Linked DNA regions of Homo sapiens: all the other regions are linked to region 1. The links are chromatin contacts, found by Hi-C or POLR2A ChIA-PET in ENCODE. All regions are on one chromosome and are shown on one strand. The core of a region is the stretch at or near the end of the contact, and the rest is flanking DNA. Distances in the headings are between cores, read along the strand shown. Region 1 holds the start of ORC1 (origin recognition complex subunit 1). Region 2 holds the start of ZYG11A (zyg-11 family member A, cell cycle regulator). Region 3 overlaps ZYG11A (zyg-11 family member A, cell cycle regulator).

Evidence for each region. A loop is a pair of places that touch in the nucleus more often than their neighbours do. ChIA-PET counts read pairs that join two places held with the same protein, here RNA polymerase II (POLR2A). Pooled maps may share reads with other maps.
Region 2: a pooled map shows a loop between it and region 1 (13-fold over the local background). The contact joins the promoter of ZYG11A here to the promoter of ORC1 in region 1. A Hi-C loop is called at or near these places in 6 of 37 single-sample maps with no recorded cell type and 9 of 50 pooled maps. POLR2A ChIA-PET finds 5 or more read pairs at or near these places in 5 of 52 experiments (B cell, GM12878, H1 and 1 more).
Region 3: a loop to region 1 is called in a pooled map, with 3 times the contacts of the local background. The contact joins the enhancer-like site here to the promoter of ORC1 in region 1. A Hi-C loop is called at or near these places in 1 of 37 single-sample maps with no recorded cell type and 2 of 50 pooled maps. POLR2A ChIA-PET finds 5 or more read pairs at or near these places in 1 of 52 experiments (B cell).

What each region holds. Positions count from the first base shown.
Region 1 is chr1:52,402,581-52,406,210 of GRCh38, forward strand. It overlaps ORC1 (origin recognition complex subunit 1), which reads right to left and starts at 1,843. Exons shown (of 17, transcript NM_004153.4): 1 at 1,666-1,843. It overlaps PRPF38A (pre-mRNA processing factor 38A), which reads left to right and starts at 2,022. Exons shown (of 10, transcript NM_032864.4): 1 at 2,022-2,299; 2 at 3,100-3,259. The coding sequence starts at 2,170. RefSeq lists an enhancer at 1,342-2,541.
Region 2 is chr1:52,840,461-52,844,326 of GRCh38, forward strand. ZYG11A (zyg-11 family member A, cell cycle regulator) reads left to right here and starts at 2,300. Exons shown (of 14, transcript NM_001004339.3): 1 at 2,300-2,513. The coding sequence starts at 2,424. RefSeq lists a silencer at 2,050-2,379 and an enhancer at 2,881-3,474.
Region 3 is chr1:52,859,058-52,862,597 of GRCh38, forward strand. ZYG11A (zyg-11 family member A, cell cycle regulator) reads left to right here. Exons shown (of 14, transcript NM_001004339.3): 4 at 1,674-1,814. Among named protein-coding and RNA genes, the nearest start is that of ZYG11A, 18 kb to the left of the region's middle. Within about 2 kb of position 1,559, at least 3 of the 41 ENCODE cell types and tissues checked have a DNase peak (open chromatin) inside an H3K27ac peak, as active enhancers do.

The DNA of each region.
Region 1 (3,630 bases), core at 593-3,092:
AGTGATACAGGGGTTGTAAATGTCTTCATGACGCTTATAAAATGCACACAAGGATAAAACAGAAATACAAAGGCTGGGCGCAGTGGCTCACGCCTGTAATCCCAGCATTTTGAGAGGCTGAGGTGGGTGGATCACCTGAGGTCAGGAGTTCGGGACCAGCCTGGCCAACATGGTGAAACCCCGTCTCTACTAAAAATACAAAAATCAGGTGGGCATGGTGGCAGGCAAATCACTTGAACCCGGGAGGTGGAGGCTGCAGTGAGCCGAGATCGCAACACTGCACTCTAGTCTGGGTGACAGAGCAGAACTCTGTCTCAAAATAAAAAAAAGAAAAGTAGATGTTATTATCACTTCAAGGTGATAACTTATCCTATCTTATACAGGATGGCACAGCCTTAACTCAAACCCGGAAAAGCCAGACTGCAATTACTGTGCTCTTAACTACTTCACCTTACAACACACTGTGTGAAACTGGATAATGTTAATATGTAACTGAGAGCTTGCTTTTGGTGTACTTATTACAATAAATCAGGCTTCCCAGCCACTGACTGAACATTGTGGATTGGGCCTCAATTTGCTTACCCACAAAATGGAGAAAATAGAATCTTCCGTTTATTCAACCAATATTTATTAAGTACCCATCGTGTGCCAGGCACTATTTTAGGATAATGGAAGATTAAGTGAAAAAATGCAAAATGGTAAATCCACTTTCCCACTACCTTAATCCCTTGCATTTATTTGTAAGGTACAGTGGTTTTATTTATTAAGTATCATTTGATGAATACTATGGAACTAACATAATTCAAGCAAAATTTTGCATTCAATTTCGGCAGATTCACAAACCTCCTAAAGTCCACATATTGCCCTCCATTAAAGTTAAAAACTGTTGCAAAGGGACTTAAACCATTCTGTCATATTGGAAACTCCTTTGGCATTTCCAGCCCACCTAACACAGCAGAGACGAGGGTACTATTATTCATGTGTTACAGACAACTAGAATCGTATATAATCATTGCAGTTTCACAAATAGATCAGGATAAGAATGCCTTTTCCAACTGTCACAGCAGAAGACTCTTCAATTCCGGGGTTAGAAAAGAGAAGTAGGAAGGGGGCCACCAGACTTCTCTTCTGAAAAGAAGGTGAATGACAGACAGCCCAGCAGTTAGGAGCTCATCTGAAAAAAAGATCTGGGTAGGAGCCCAGACTGCTTAGTCACGAAAAGCGACCTAAGACACGTCCCTCCCTGGGCGCAATTTACGTCCGTAAAATGGGGTAATAACCTCTGCTCCGCCTTCCCTGTAGTGGTTCCTACACTATAGCTCAAAGAACGAAACAAGTAGAGTGCTTTACAAATGCAGATGGAGGGAAAGTCATCACTGAGCATCAGGGTGCGGAGGGCAGGAATGCTCCTGCTTCTAGGCTGTTGGCTTCCGCCTTCCCCCCTGCAAACTCAGTTCCCTGCAGCGCGGGAAGCCTTTTAGGAATCGGAGTGTGGAACAGAGGAACGCTCTTAACAGTTCAGAACAGTGCCTGGCACTGAACAGGCGCTTGGTACATGTCAGCTAAAAGAATCAATGACTGAGTCTACAGAGAACGTCCTCAGTTTCAGAGGTTCCGATGCGCCCTCCCCCGAGTCCCTCGCAGCCCGCTGGACGCCACACTCACCCGGCTCCAAAGCTTCCTCCGGCTAGCCGCAAGCCCTCCGTTTCCTACCGCCTCCACTTCGAGAGCTCCGGGGGATGCGGCACCTCTAACCTGCACCAGCAGGGCTCCTTCTACAACTACGGGCCGAAAGCCAGGACCAAAGCGTGTGTCTCACTAGAAATGAAAAGAAGGTGGAAGGAGAAAAGAAAACTTCGCGCCAATCGGCGTGGCCCCGCCCCCAGACCGTCCCTTCGTTGCGACACCAACTAGCTCGCCCCGCCCACTCCGTACACCTAAGAGGGGCGCATGACGTACATCCGCTAACATGCAGCCGCCATCATTGATTCGATAGGCGACGCGGGGAGCGGAAGCCCTTTACACTACGGTGTTTCCGGCTTCAAGATGGTCGCCTAAGCTGTTTAGTGAAACTTCTTCCACCTTTCTCCATTCCTCTAGGTGCTTTTTCTGAACCTGGATGTGAGGCATTAAAGGATCCGACGGAAATAGAATTGAAGGCATTCTAAAATGGCTAACCGTACAGTGAAGGATGCGCACAGCATCCATGGCACCAACCCTCAATATCTGGTGGAGAAGATCATTCGAACGCGAATCTATGAGTCCAAGTACTGGAAAGAGGAGTGCTTTGGACTTACAGGTAAGTGGAAGCGCGCGGAGCGCCTCTCAGCCCCCTTGTGGCCCATTTCTCCTGACCGAGCGCGGGTAGGACTAGCGACTGGCCTCTGGGGGTGGTACTGGAACGGAGTATGTCGATCATTCAGAAAAATTTTGAGTGCCTGCTAAGTGCCTCGTCTTGTGTTGAGTATTAGAGGCACAGATGAATCTGGTAAGGTCATATTCTGAAGGCTGTCTCAGTTGGGTGTTGTGAGTTATTCCGTATTTAATGATAGCAGGCTGGGTTGCAACAGTGTTAAGCTCAGGGATCCGGATATAACACTTTGACACAATCTGTTGAAGGTCTTTAAGGACCTAACGTTAATATGCCTGAAACCAAATTCATGATCTTACTATTCTTAGATCTGGGCCGGTTCCAGTATTTATAAATATCAGTGCTTCAGAGAAGTCTTCCAGGTAATCTTCCGATTTGAATTGTGGCTTTAAATCCATGTCCTGTGACAATCTGTGGACCTTGAGCAAGTCACTTTACCTTTCTTAGCCCTCATTTTCCTTACCTGGAAATAAGAACATTGCTAGAACTTTCTTCATGACTTGTTAAAAAAGGTTAAGTGAGATAATATGAAAAGCTTAGCAGGGTACCTATTTTATTATCCATTCTCAATGTATATTAGCTGTTGTCGTTACTGTTATTAATACACATTCGTTCTCCTAATATTACACTGTTGATGTATATTTAGGAGAACCAAAGCTTGAACTAACTCCACTCCAACTAGGAAGAGCTTAGCCCTAATATGTTACTGTATTGTTTTTGTTTTTTAGCTGAACTTGTAGTCGATAAAGCCATGGAGTTAAGGTTTGTGGGTGGCGTCTATGGTGGCAACATAAAACCAACACCCTTTCTGTGTTTAACCTTGAAGATGCTTCAAATTCAACCCGAGAAGGATATCATTGTAGAGTTTATCAAAAATGAAGATTTCAAGTGAGTGCAATGTTCACTAGCTAATATAAGAGGTTTAATTTTGGCGGTTTAGAATTGGGCTTTGGTTAAGAGGGGTGTACACAATGTATCTCATTTCTAGAGAGTTCCACTCCAGATTTTTGCTTTTGAGCCCTTGAGTTTGTATTTTTTGTTTGTTTTTTGTTTTGGAAACAGAGTCTCTCTGTGTTGCCCAGGCTGGAGTGCAGTGGTGCGATCTCGGCCCACTGCAACCCCCATTTCCTGGGTTCAAGTGATTCTCCTGTCTCAGCCTCCCGAGTAGCTGGGATTACAGGCATGTGCCATCACGCCTGGCTAATTTTTGTATTTTTAGTAGAGATGGGGTTTCACCATGTTGGCCAGGCTGGTCTCGA
Region 2 (3,866 bases), core at 1,050-3,549, 440 kb after region 1:
TAGTAGAGATTGGGTTTCACTATGTTGGCCAGGCTGGTCTTGAACTCCTGACTTCAGGCGATCCACCCATCTCGGCCTCCCATAGTGCTGGGATTACAGGCATGAGCCACCGTGCCTGGCCTCATGTGTTACGTTTTAAATTAATTGGTTTAATAATAAGAGCTTAAATAAAATATTTTGTCAGAAAAGTGAAAAACATAATGCCTTTTATTTAGTTCATGTGACTTGGGTAATCTTTGGGAAATAAAGATGGGTTTAAAGATTATTGATAAAATACAAATGTCTTCAAAATGTAAACATGTGGTCAAAATTATGTTCAAATATTAGGTTTGCTAAATGCTTTAAGGTCATAAACTGCTTCCTTGGCTTTTGAAAATTGTTTAACTTGCCTGTTTTCTAGCTCGGTAAGGCCTGGGACATATGCAGTTGGCCACACCTCTAGATATGCTGGAAATAGTCAAACCTTATGAGAACATAACTTACCAGGTTCTATATTAAAGTTAAAATTGCTGAAATTCACACTTCAGCTGTAATAGGAAATATCCTCTCCATTGGGCAAAAGCCGAGGAAATGACTGTAACTTTCCTTCATCCTCGTCATTTACATAGGGCATACCCCAAGTAGAGGGTATTTAAACTCCCAAAAATTCTGTAACGGGGTCTTTGAGCCCCAGTGCTCGGGCCCACTCCCACATTGTGGCATTGTGGAGTGTACTTTCATTTTCAATAAATCCCTTCATTCCTTCCTTGTTTGTGCGTTTTGTCCAATTCTTTGTTCAAGACACCAAGAACATGAACACCCTCCACCGTTAACAAAAGCATATTGGCGGGGGCACGGTGGCTCACGCCTGTAATCCCAACATTTTGAGACGCCGAGGCGTGCGGATCACCAGGTCAGGAGATCTAGACCATCCTGGCCAACATGGTGAAACGCTGTCTCTACTAAAAATACAAAAATTAGCCGGGTGTGGTGGCGCGCGCCTGGAGTCCCAGCTGCTTGGGAGGCTGAGGCAGGAGAATCACTTGAACCCAGGAGGCGGAGGTTGCTGTGAGCTGAGATCGCGTCACTGCACTCCAGCCTGGGCAACAGAGCGAGACTCCGTCTAAAAAAAAAAAAAAAAAAAAAGCATATTGATTGGACTTGCAGTAAGAAAACTCAATTTTGACTCCCAGGTTGGCCACTCATCAGCTGGCCAAAAAACGTGTTGTCTATTCAACCTGTCAGTTCTTCAGTTTCCCTGTGAGAAAAATGGGGATGATACCTACAGCACAGGATTTTTTTTCTTCTTGTAGTAAGTGGATTAAATAAAAGAATAAATAAATGAAAGAAAAGCATTAGGCAAAGTACTTAAAAATAATTTTAACATCTGAATCCAATCCACTTATCAAGGACTTACTATGTAAAAAGCATTGTGATGTGTTTTACATACATTATTTAATCCTTACATTAAGTCTGTGAGATAAAGCATTCTCATTCTATTTTACTGATGAGGAAGTTGAGCTTCAGAGACATCAAGAATCTTGCTCCAGGTTCTCAAACACTAGATGGCTGAGCGGGCATTCTAATTCAGGATTCAAACTCCAAGGCTCATGCTCTTGAGAACTTTCCTTTTCCAAGGTATTGCTTTCTCTTAAATTAGCTAATGTGTACTAACTTGTGGAGTTTCTTTCCTGGAGAAAGTTAGAAGGGTCTCTCGGGGTTTCTTTCTTGGAGCAGGTTATAAGGGTCTTCTCGAGTACTTTTTAAGTAACAAGAAAGCTAAATAGATTTTTTGGTAGATACTTGCCAATATTTTGTATTCGTTTTATATTTGATTTATCCAGATACTCTAAGGAGTTGAAACAGAGAGGACCGTTAGAGAGGTGCTGTTGCCAGATTTTCAGGGGCAAAGTCTTTGAAATATATATTTTAATGTATGAAAGCTTTAAAAAATATATACATATATAGAAATAATGAATATGTGTGTGTGTGTGTGTGTGTGTGTGTGTGTGTGTGTGTGTACATGTATATATATATACAGTATTCCCCAAACCTACACAGCCGGTCCTCGGGGAATATCCTCTCAAGCCCTGAGGTGCAGGGCTGGGAAGGAGTGGGTGAGCGGCTGGGTCGTGGCAGGTTGGTCTGGGGAGGCTGGGGAGGCTGGGGAGGCGGGAGGAGAACGGTTGGCCCCGGCAGCGGCGTGTCGGAGGGCGGATGGGGCTAGGAGGCCGCCCGGGGGGTGGGGTCTGCGGCGGGCCGGCCCCCGCGTGCGCGTCGCCTCGCCGGGCATTTCAAAAGCTCGCCGGCAGGGCGCGGCGCTAGCTCCGTGTGCCTCGCAGGCGTGGTGGGCGCGTCCTGGCAGCCGCCCGCTTGGTTCTCGCGGGATCCGGGCTCCGGCTCGACGCCGGCTCTCTTTTTGACGCCCCGCCGCCGGGGTTGCCATGGTTCATTTCTTGCACCCGGGCCACACGCCCCGGAACATCGTCCCTCCTGACGCTCAGAAGGATGCCCTGGGCTGCTGCGTGGTACAGGTGAGCACCGGGGTGCGGGCGGCGACGCGGACCTCGGCGCCACGTCCAGCTCCGGCGAGCGCGGCGAGTCTCCTGGGACGCTGCCGAGGCACTTGCTGGGGAGTGTGGCCCGCGCGGGGCTGCGGTCTAGATGCCGAGCCCCTTCCAGGCGCAGGCGTCGCTGCGGAGGTGCGTTGTCGGGGGAGGCGGCCTGGGCGCCGCGGAGCGGGGGGTGCTTTTCTGCGCCCGGCGAAGCGCGTGGAACTTGCGCCCTGAGGCAGCGCGGCGAGAGCCCAGTCCCAGAGACCGGGGCGAGCCTCCTCAGGATTCCTCGCCCCAGTGCGGGCTGCTGTGAGCTTAGACGTAGGTGCAGGGCATGGCACTCGGCTTGGCCCGTAGTGGACGGTGTTTTTGCAGTCATGAACCCAAACGCCGCAAACCTTGACCGTTTCCCCACCCGTGTTGTGGACGCAGCGCCCCGCGGAGGCGGTGACCCTTTGGCCGTTACCACCTGAGGCCTTTGGGCCCGGGGCCGGGCGAGTAGCTTAGTCCGGCTGGGGGAACTGGAACCCGAAGTCTGAGATTCTTTCAGTTCCGCGCGTCCGCCCCCGTCCCCGTCCCGTCCCCAGCCTTTGCCGAATGCCTGTTACTCTTAGCTCTGGACAAAATGCAAACCCAAAGAATGTGTGTTTAGCGCCTGCTGTGTGTTAAGTGTCGCCTTTCTTTTCTTTCTTTCTTTTTTTTTTTTTTTTTGAGACGGAGTCTCGCTCTGTCACCAGGCTGGAGTGCAGTGGCGCGATCTGGGCCCACTGCAACCTCCGCCTCCGGGGTTCAAGCGATTCTTCTGCCTCAGCCTCCCGAGTAGGTGGGACTACAGGCGCGTGCCACCATGCCCGACTCATTTTTTGTATTTTTAGTAGAGACGGGGTTTCACCATGTTGGCCAGGATGGTTTCGAACTCCAGACCTCGTGATCTACCCGCCTCGGCCTCCCAGAGTGCTGGGATTACAGGCGTCAGCCACCGTGCCCGGCCAAGTGTCGCCTTTCTAAAGCAGTCTGGTAACCCCTAGTCTTTTGTAGGCTTTGCTAGGCTCCATTTTACCGATGTAGGGAAGTTGGGAGCTCTGAAATTTAGTTGACTTGCTCGTGAACTTGAATTTCACCTCAGGTGTTCAGACCTCTGGCCCCACTTTGGAAAAAACCCGCCAAGGGCCACCCTTGGGGAACTCGAGGGATTGAGTGGTGAAGGCTCGACCCAAAATTTATGGAGAGAAGGAAATGTTCTGATTAAGGTTGTGCTTTACATATTAACGCCTTGTTGGAAGACTTTGTGCCCTGCAGTGATCTAGCCTGTAATCTTTTGAACTCATTTAG
Region 3 (3,540 bases), core at 309-2,808, 460 kb after region 1:
TTAATTAATTAATTAATTAATTTTTTATTGAGACAGAGTCACTCTGTTGTTCAGGATGGAGTGCAGTGGCACAATCTTGGCTCACTGCAACCTCTGCTGTGAGCTGAGATCCCCAAATTTTTTTTGGGACAGTCGAGTCCTGCTCTGTCGCCCAGGCTGGAGTGCAGTGGTCCGATCTTGGCTCACCACCAAGGATTATCTCTTCCCCCCTTGGATAAACTTGGCATCTTTGTTGAAAATCGGGTGTCCGTATATGTGTGAGTCTGTTACTGGGCTCTTTATTTTTTATTTTTTTTGAGACGGAGTCTTGCTCTGTCGCCCAGGCTGGAGTGCAGTGACACGATCTCTGCTCACTGCAATCTCCGCCTCCCGGGTTCACGCCATTCTCCTGCCTCAGGCTCCAGAGTAGCTGGGACTATAGGCACCCACCACCACGCCTGGCTAATTTTTTGTATTTTTAGTAGAGATGGTGTTTCACCGTGTTAGCCAGGATAGTCTCGATCTCCTGACCTCGTGATCTGCCTGCCTCATCCTTCCAAAGTGCTAGGATTACAGGTGTGAGCCACCACGCCCAGCTGGGCTCTTTATTTTTATCTGTTTGTGTATTGCCTTTTTTTTTTTTTTTTTTTTTTTTTTTTGAGACAGAGTCTCGGTCTGTCACCCAGGCTGGAGTGCAGTGGTGTGATCTCGGCTCACTGCAACCTCTGCCTCCCGGGTTCAAGTGATTCTCCTGGCTCAGCCTCCCTAGTAGCTGGGACTATAGGCGTGCACCACCACGCCCATCTAATTTTTGTACTTTTAGTAGAGATGAGGATTTACCATGTTGGCCAGGCTGGTCTTGAACTCCTGACCTCAGGTGATCTGCCCACTTTGGCCTCCCAAAGTATTGGGATTACAGGCCTGAGCCATTGTGCCCCGGCCTACTGTCTTGATTACTATAACTTTATATGAAGTCTTGAAATTGGGTAATGTGACTTCTTCAACTGTTATTCTGTTTCATAATTGTTTTGGTTATTCTAGGTTCTTTGTATTTCCATATAAATCATAAAAGCAACTTGTCAATATCTACAAAAAGGACTACTGGTATTTTAGTTGGGATTGCATTAAATCTGTAGGTCAGTTTGAGGAAAATTGCCGTTTAATAACGTTGAGTCTCATGTTGTTTTAAAAAATAGAGGCGAGGTCTCACTATGTTGTCCAGGCTGGTCTCGTAGTCCTGGGCTCAAGCAACCCTTGAGCCTCAGACTCCCAAAGTGTTGGGATTACAGGCATTAGCCACCACGCCTGGCGCTAGTCTCCTGATTCTTGAATCCTGTATATCTCTGCATTTATTTAGATCTTTACTTTCTCTCAGCATATTTTGTCATGTAGCTGGGACTACAGGCGCCTGCCACCACGCCTGGCTAATTTTTGTAATTTTAGTAGAGATGGGGTTTCACCATATTGTTCAGGCTGGTCTCTACTCCTGACCTCGGGTGATTCACCTGCCTCAGCCTCACAAAGTGCTGGGATTACAGGCGTGAGCCACTGCGCCTGGCCAACACCTGGAACATTTAATTGAACATTTGTTGTTATTGTCTTAAACACTGGATGCCCCAAAAACCCTGTGGTTAAAAATGAATGGTGAAAAAATATGAATGGTGAAACCTGTTTGGTAACATCTTTATTTTCAGGTTGCTGGAGGAGCCAGTATGAGTCAGATTTCAGAAGCACTGAGCCGATACAGGAACAGATCATGTTTTGTGAAGGAAGCCCTCCACAGGCTGTTCACAGAGACATTTTCAATGGAGGTAACCATGCCTGCTATTTTAAAGGTAATTGAAGGAAGACAATTTTTACTATTACTTCTTAACTTGGTTCAATTAATAATTGTTCACGAACCACACTGAATATAATAAATTATATGCTTTATTCTATAGTGAGTCAAGTGCTCTCATAGAGCAAAGAATGTTAAGCTTAGCTGCCAAAGTGTCTTTTGCTTTGAGCATCTGGATTTATGTGGAATAAATTAGAATCAAAACAGTTAAAATTTGGTCTAAGTAAGGGAATAATAGGATCATGTGGCTTTCTGAAAGAAAACAAGTGCAGAACAAAATAAAAATAATTAAGGGTGGCCAAATCTACCACTTGAAGTATTTTGTGAATGACATAAAGTTGCTTTTATCGATATAGCCAAACTTAGCTTTGGTTTAGGGAAGGATGCGTTTTATTGTAAATGTAATTACAAGTATTAAGAGGCTTGGGAAAGAAAACTTCAGTTATTTATTTTTCTTTTATACATGTGTTTATTTGAAAATTGTTGTTTTTAGTGAAACATAACAATGAAAGGTCTTAAGAAAAACCTTGTCTTTATTTGTAATTTTTTGCAATTCCTTAAAAATGTGGATATTTTCCCAGCACTTTGGGAGGCCGAAGCGGGTGGATCACGAGGTCAAGAGATTGAGACCATCCTGGCCAACATGGTGAAACCCCGTCTCCACTAAAAACAATACAAAAATTTGGTGGGCGTGGTGGCGCACTCCTATAGTCCCAGCTACTTGGGAGACTGAGGCAGGAGAATCGCTGGAACTCGGGAGGTGGAGGTTGCAGTGAGCCGAGATTGTGCCATTGCACTCCCTCCTGGTGACAGAGCGAGACTCAAAAAAAAATATTTTTACAGCATGGGAGATTAACTTTATTTACAGCTCAAAAGCTGTATAAAGAAAAACTCTGGGTCAGCTGTGGTGGCTCATGCCTGTAATCCCACCACTTTGGTTGGGAGGCCGAGATGGGAGGATTTCCTGGGGCCAGGAGTTCAAGACTAGCCTGATCAACATTAGTAAGACCCTGTCTCTACAAAAATTTAGAAAAAGAAAAAAAATTAGCTTCTGGCTGGGCACCATGGCTCACGCCTGTAATCCCAGCACTTTTTGGGAGGCTGAGGTGGACAGATCACCTGAGGTCAGGAATTTGAACAGCCTGGCCAACATGGTAGAACCCCGTCTCTACTAAAAATACAAAAATTAGCCAGGCGTGGTGGCAGGTGCCTGTAATCCCAGCTACTCAGGAGGCTGAGGCAGGAGAATCACTTGAACCTGGGAGGTGGAGGTTGCAGTGAGCCGAGATGATACCACTGCACTCCAGCCTGGGCGACAGAGCAAGACTCTGTCTCAAAAAACAAAAAAAAAGTTAGGTGGGCATGGTTGTACATGCCTATAGTCCCAGCTACTTGGGTGACTGAGATTGGAGGACTACGTGAGCCCAGGATTTTTTTTTGGTTTTTTTTTTTTTTTGAGACGGCGTCTCGCTCTGTCGCCTAGGCTGGAGTGCGGTGGCTTGATCTCCGCTCACTGCAGGCTCCACCTCCCGGGTTCACACCATTCTCCTGCCTCAGCCTCCCAAGTAGCTGGGACTACAGGCGCCCGTCACCACGCCCAGCTACTTTTTTGTATTTTTTAGTAGAGATGGGGTTTCACCGTGTTAGCCAGGATGGTCTCGATTTCCTGACCTCGTGATCCGCCCGCATTGGCCTCCCAAAGTGCTGGGATTACAGGCGTGAGC